Linked DNA regions of Homo sapiens: region 2 is linked to region 1. The links are chromatin contacts, found by Hi-C or POLR2A ChIA-PET in ENCODE. All regions are on one chromosome and are shown on one strand. The core of a region is the stretch at or near the end of the contact, and the rest is flanking DNA. Distances in the headings are between cores, read along the strand shown.

Region 1 (3,521 bases), core at 366-2,865:
AAATGGAAATAAGAAGATATTGATCATGAGTGTGACATAGAGTAGTTTTCTGCATATACTGAGTTGCAGGCCAAGTAAAATAAAAGTGTACTCAGTTTTTCAATAAATAAGTAAAATAACCTGTATTGAGAGCCTATTTTATCACTCCCTGGGAGACTCCGCTCATTCTTACATTTGTAAGATGCTGATGGTTTCCCAGAATTTATATACTTCAGCATTTCCCAACCAAGAAATTTGAGAGATGTGGTCCAGTGTGGTGACTCATGCCTGTAATCCCAGCACTTTGGGAGGCCGAGGAGGGTGGATCACCTGAGGTCAGGAGTTTGAGACCAGCCTGGCCAACATGGTGAAACCCCATCTCTAATAAAAATACAAAAAAAAAATTAGCCAGGTGTGGTGGCAGGTGACTGTAGTCTCAGTTACTCAGGAGGCTGAGGCAGGAGAATCACTTGAACCCGGAAGGCTGAGGTTGCAGCCAGCCGAGATCACGCCATTGCACTCCAGCCTGGGTGAGAAGAGCGAAACTACATCTCAAAAATAAATAATGATGATGATAATAATAATAATAATAATAATAATAATAAAAACATTGCCAACATTTGCAACTTGGAAAAATTCACTTTTTAAAAAAAATCTGTATTTCAGCTTCTTTTGAAAAATGGACGATCTCACCATGGTGCAGTGGCAGGAAGTGGAGGGCATATTCCTACCTGGCAAAATTCCTTTGAGTCTGGAGCTCAAAGGAGGCCCACTCCTCAGACCAGGTCATGAACTTTCAGTTTACCATCCTCTTACTGATGTACATGATCTGTCTGGGCCTGCTTTAAATCTCTAATTGGTTAGATTTGGTTGCTTAGAACAAGCTCTGGGGAGTAGGTGTGGGGCACTCTGGTTAAACAGGCTACCGGGCAGACCACAACTCTTGCAGTCTGCCTAAATGGGCTGCTGCTTCACTCCTTCCATGCACCACCACCATGTGCTGCTGACTTCAAAATGTTTATGCTTTGCACAGAAAGTCTGTCACTCAGAGGTGTCATCATGTTTTTGTGCGGGAAGTTTCATTAACCCTAATAAGAGTTATAAAGGTCATTTATTCCTCTACATTTAGAATACTACACCTCTTGGGTGGTTGAGTTTGTCTTTGATATGGTTTACTTGAAGGAGGGTGGACATGTACAGGAGGGTTCTAAGGAGCATAGATTCGTTCCACCATTATGAATAATGCTGTAAGTATTTTTGTCAAAGACACTTCCTACTAAGAGTTTAGTCTCCTAAGCAACTGAACCATTGTGGATGGACCCCTGCTGGCCTGGTCCACGCAGGTGCAACCATATAGAATCGGCCCAACACTCAGGGTTCCTGAGCTTTTTTATCCCCGCTGCAGGACCAAGACCCGAACCCTGCGGCTGTGGCCGAGAACGCTGCACTGAGCCTGCGCGCAAAGCCTCTGAGTAAAAGGAGAAAGTAACCCCCTAACTAGGCCTCTGGAGGGCGAAAGCTGCTGCACAAGTCTGCGCAGGCGCGCCCCGCTGACGAACACTCATCAGTGCGCAGGCGCCCATCTTAGTTGGTCTTCTAGTCCGGTAAACAGAGGGCCTGCCCCCGACAGCTTCTGCTTCCGGGTCACGCCTTGACAGCGGCTTTCAACCCCCACCTCAGCCCAGCAATTCGGTGAGTGCGGTCCTTGGAGTGGGTCTACAGCCAGGTTTCCTAACCCAGGGTACCACGCCCAATAACGCTTCCTCTACTCCCTGGTCGAAGTGCTCTAGTTCTCGAGGCTGAGACTTATTTCCGGGCCTTAGAAGGCAGATCGAAGAGGGGGTTGGTCCGCGTCTGAGGCCCCCCAGCGCAAATTGCGTGATTCTCTTTCAGTACCGGACCTACCGGGATTGCTGCGATCTGTTTAGAGCCCGTGCAGAAAGTGACACCGCACGTCCTTGCGTTTCGTGCCCTTGCCCCCCGCCCCCTAGCCTCAGCGAGACAGCTGCCGCGGGCCCTCCCGCAGCAGGTGCGGTGGGGATTACGGGCGCTGCAGGCTCGGCCAAGGTTCTCCCGGGGCGGGAGGGGGCGGGGCCGAGGCCTCCCTCGCATCAGAGCTGTTGTGTCTTCTCTTTTCCAGTTTGCTTTTTTTTTTTTTTTTTTTCAGCTTCTCAGTAAGTGCCCTTTGGTGTTTTCTCTGGATCCCGTAGCAAAAGAAAACGAGGGAGACAGGGCTTTCAGCTCTAGCAGAGGAAAGGGCCTTCCAAGGGGATCAAACCTTACACGGGCTGCTGTCTAGTGAGATCGAATTTAGCTTTCCTTGACCATTCCTGAAGTGAATGCTGTCTGCCCTGAAGTTTCATTCCTTTACCGGGAGCTTCCAGGCAGCAGCAGACCACTGACCATACTCTCAGGAGTTCTTAGCCCAGAGCCCAAGAGCGCCCGGGAAATTAGTTCAGGATTTAGTTTCATCCGATTATCATGGCCCAGAAATGGTTAACAAAACGACTTTATTTATTTATTTTAATTTTTGAATTTTTTTGTAGAGACGATTGGGTTTTGGGGTCGTCTCGCCATGTTGCTCAGGCTGGTCTTGAACTTCCAGGTTCAAGAGTTCCTCCTGCCTTGGCCTCCCAAAGTGCTGGGATTACAGGCAACAGAACCACTTTGGTCCAAGCCTCCTGCTTTAGATGCTCTGTCTTCTGCTGCCATTCTTGGAATTACCAACTCAAATGCACTTGTCTTTTTTTTTCCTTGAAACAAAAAAATTATAAGATACAGATACTTGTCTCAGAGCAGTTTAGTGGCTACTGGAGAGATTAAAACACATGCCAAATCTAAACTATCTAGAAAATGTCATAGAGACATATAAACAAGTGTGTCAGCTTATCCGTGCATGATAACGGGAGAAAAATACCTAATTTGAATTATCGATACATATGAATATTTTTACTTGCATTCTTTTAATGGAATTTACATCTACTATAAATGGCTACTGATTCACAAAATAGAAACTATCAGAATTTATAGTATATAATATATAAAGGGATACACAATCACAAAAAGCAAAAATAGGCCGGGCATGGTGGCTCATGTCTGTAATCCCAGCACTCTGGGAGGCCAAAGCAGGTGGATGACCTGAGGTCAGGAGTTTGAGACCAGTTTGGCCAACATGGTGAAACCCTGTCTCTACTAAACATACAAAAATTAGCTGGGCGTGATGGTGCACACCTGTAAATCCCAGCTACTCAGGAGGCTGAGGAACGTGAATTGCTTGAGCCTGGGAGGCTGAGGTTGCAGTGAGCTGAGATCGCACCACTGCACTCCAGCCTAGATGACAGAGTGAGACTCCGCCTCAAAAAAAAAAAAATAAAGCAAAAGACTATATATACATATATATATATATATTTTTTTTTTTTTTGAGATGGAGTCTCACTCTGTCATCTAGGCTGGAGTGCAGTGGCGCGATCTCAGCTCACTGCAACCGCCACCTCCCAGGTTCAAGCGATTCTCCTGCCTCAGCCTCCCAAGTGGCTGGGACT
Region 2 (3,521 bases), core at 578-3,077, 750 kb before region 1:
TCTCAACTAAAAATACAAAAATTAGCCAGGCATGGTGGCACATGCCTGTAGTCACAGCTACTCGGGAGGCTGAGGCAGAAGAATCACTTGAACCTGGGAGGCAGAGGTTGCACTGAGCCGAGATTGTGCCACTGCACTCCAGCCTGGCAACAGAGCAAGACTCCATGTCAAATAAATAAATAAATAAATAATGGAAAAGACTAAGGAGAAGGCAGTAAATGGAGGCAGAATATTAAAAGTAAGACAAAAGAAGGGGTACAGAAAATCCCTTAGAAGAAAAGATAGGATGGAATCAAGAACTCAAGAACCTCCCAAGAGCATAAGGATGGCTGATTGAATTGCTTAGAAATCCAGAACTGCTCTTACCCATGGAGATCTTCTCAACCTTATCCAGGGCCACTGAAGTTGAATCAAGAGGCCAAACAATTTAGTTGAATGGAGCACTGCAGTGGGAATCAATAAACACATGCTGGAGTCCTGGTTCTCTCACTGACTAGCTATGTGACCTTGGGCAAGTCAGTTCCCCTCTGGAACTGAGCCTTCTGACATTGAAATGAAGGTGTGGGACTCATTTCAAGTCACTGGGTGATGTCTACTGTGCCTTATGACTCTACTATTGGATAGTACTGGTTTTGGGCAATAGATGACAAGAAGAGTGGGTCCTCTAAGGGAGAGAGGGATGAAAGCCCAATATTCTATTTTTTATTTCTGTGAAAACCATTATTACCAATAGCCTGGCTTTCTCACAGCCTGTGTCTTGTGAGGGCTTTAAGATGGATTCACTAGGCTCATTCTATTAAGAGGTCAGGAAGCCATACTCAAGGTTTCCTTGGAAAGAGTGCCTACCTTGATGACATTGTCCTTACAGTCCACCACTCGTTCAAATGTTTGGCTGAGGATCTCAATGTCCTTATGAAGTTCTCTGGTCTTGACTTCCCGAAGGACAGTTCTCCACTGTGTGTTAATCTTATTAAGGTTCAGAGCACTGTTGTGTTCCTCCTTGGCCAGCTTGTCCTGTGTGAAGGAATAAATATACCTCCAGGAAGTCAGGGCCTTTCAGTACAACAAACAAGATCACTCTTAATTTATCAGCTGACACCTTACCCCTTTTCGATGGGAACGGCCTGATGGCATTTAGGGAGGGCAAGGGTGAATTTCCTTCAGGGTGGGAGCATCAGAGTAGGATGTTGTTTGTAATGACCTATCTCCAGGGAGAATATCAGCATTCCAGACAGCTGGAACAGCTGACAGGACCTACGGTCCCAGTTCTGGGATTCAGTAAAGATTGCCAAGCCGTATACCACGCACCCCCTCCGTGCTTCGCAGAGAACACCCCCGCCTCCCAAACAATGTTGCCTGAAATCTAAGTATATCTGGGTCTCAGGATTTCCGGAGGAGGGGAGGTCAGGATGAAAATGAGGTTTCCTCAGTGACAGGGCCAGGGCAGGGGGTGGATGGGGTTGAGCAGGACATAATGCAAAAGGCCATCACCTTCAAGAACTGGCTGAGGAGCCTCTCCTTCTTTTTGGCCATCTCCTCCTCTGCCAGCAACTTCTGCTGAAACAGAAGCAGCTGCTTCTCATCGGACAGGGGCGTCTTGGCCATTTTTTCTTTCTTAGGCATGGGGGCAGGGGATTGGATCCGGGAAAGAAGCCTCGGTCTGCCTCGGCCCGCGTTACAGAGCTTAGAAGAAAAATGTCCCTAGAAAGGGGACTTCCAGAAGTGCCCCTGGTTGTGGGCGGTTGTGGGACCGGAGATCTCAGCCCTCGAACAGGAGAGATCCCCGGCTATCAGTGAGGCTGAGCTCTCCCACTGTAAGACGCGTCTAGTCTCCTAGCAACGAGGATATCGCTAACATGGAGAGGCAACAGGCTAGAAGAGTCCCTGTCTTGGAGCGCCCCCTACCCAGTGGAGGACCGCGGTCGGTTTTTGAGAGGGTCCTTTTAACTCTCAAAAATCTGTCTCCTCAGTGCATTTTATTTATTTATTTATTTATTTATTTATTTATTTATTTATTTATTTTTGACATAGAGTCTCTCTCTGTCGCCTAGGATGGGCACGATCTCGGCTCACTGCAACCTCCGCCTCCCGGGTTCAAGCAATTCTCCTGTCTCAGCCTCCCCTCAGTGCACTTTTATAAACCGTCCTCAGAACCCTTGGGAAGCCCAAGATCGTCAAAAAGAGAACCAAGAAGTTTATCCGGCACCAGTCTGACCGATATGTCAAAATTAAGCGTAACCGGCGGAAACCCAGAGGTATTGACAACAGGGTTCGTGGAAGGTTCAAGGGTTAGATCTTGATGCCCAACATTGATTATGGGAGCAACAAGAAAACAAAGCACATGCTGCCCAGTGGCTTCCGGAAATTCCTGGTCCACACGTCAAGGAGCTGGAAGTGCTGCTGTTGTGCAACAAATCTTACTGTGCTGAGATCGCTCACAATGTTTCCTCCAAGAACCGCAAAGCCATCGTGGAAAAGAGCTGCCCAGCTGGCCGTCAGAGTCACCAACCCCAATCCCAGGCTGCGCAGCAAAGAAAATGAGTAGACAGCTCATGTGTATGTTTTCTGTTTAAATAAAACTGTAAAAACTGCAAACAACAACAACAACAAAAACCTTTTTTAAAAAGATAAGTGTTGGAGAGAATGTGGAGAAACGAGAACCCTCATATATTGGTGGTAGAAATGTAAAATGGTGTAGCCACTTTGGAAAACAGTTTGGCAATTTTTTAAAATGTTAAACATAAATTTACCATGTGACCCAATAATTTCACTCTTAGGGATCTGCCTAAGAGAAATGAAAGCATGTATACACACAAAAACTTGCACAGGAATTTTCTTATCTGTCTCACTCATAATAGCCCAGTTGGAAAAATTGGAGACAACCTAAATGTCCATTAACATGTGAATGAGTAGACAAAATATGCTATGTCCATACAATGGAATATTATTCAGAACAAACTATGGATACCAGCTACAATGTGGATGAACCTCAAAAAGAATATGCAGGCTGGGCGCTGTGCCTCACACCTGTAATCCCAGCACTTTGGGAGGCCGAGGCGGGAGGATCGTTTTAGCCCAAGAGATCGAGACTAGCTTGAGCAATGTGGCGAAACCCCTTCTCCACAAAAAATACAAAAGAAGTTAGCTGGGCGTGGTGGTGCGTACCTGTTGTCCCAGCTACCCCAGGAGGCTGAGGTGAGAAGATCACCTGAGCCCCAGAGGTCAAGCCATAGTCAAGCCACTGCACTCCAGTTGGGTGACAGAGCAGCCCTGTATCAAAAAGAAACAACAACAAAAACAAAACAAACAAACCCTTTTTTTTTTTTTAAGACTGGAGTCTCACTCTGTCACCCAGGCTGGAGTGCAGTGCGTGATCTCGGCTCACTGCAACCTCCACCGCCCGGGTTCAAGAAATTCTCCTGCCTCAGCCTCCCGAGTAGCTGGACTACAGGTGTCACCACCATGCCTGCCTAATTTTTGTATTTTTAGTAGAGACGGGGTTTCATCATCTTGGCCAGGTT

Evidence for each region. Hi-C counts contacts between places; a loop is a spot of excess contacts on that map. ChIA-PET counts read pairs that join two places held with the same protein, here RNA polymerase II (POLR2A). Pooled maps may share reads with other maps.
Region 2: a loop to region 1 is called in a pooled map, with 4 times the contacts of the local background. The contact joins the promoter of DRC2 here to the promoter of ASB8 in region 1. A Hi-C loop is called at or near these places in 1 of 50 pooled maps. POLR2A ChIA-PET finds 5 or more read pairs at or near these places in 2 of 52 experiments (T-cell and naive thymus-derived CD4-positive, alpha-beta T cell).

What each region holds. Positions count from the first base shown.
Region 1 is chr12:48,155,609-48,159,129 of GRCh38, reverse strand. ASB8 (ankyrin repeat and SOCS box containing 8) reads left to right here and starts at 1,615. Exons shown (of 4, transcript NM_024095.5): 1 at 1,615-1,671. RefSeq lists enhancers at 1,435-1,654, 1,685-1,734, 1,755-1,804, 1,309-1,831.
Region 2 is chr12:48,902,439-48,905,959 of GRCh38, reverse strand. DRC2 (dynein regulatory complex subunit 2) reads right to left here and starts at 1,827. Exons shown (of 8, transcript NM_033124.5): 1 at 1,492-1,827; 2 at 847-1,014. The coding sequence starts at 1,623. It also overlaps the pseudogene RPL32P27. RefSeq lists a silencer at 1,821-1,870.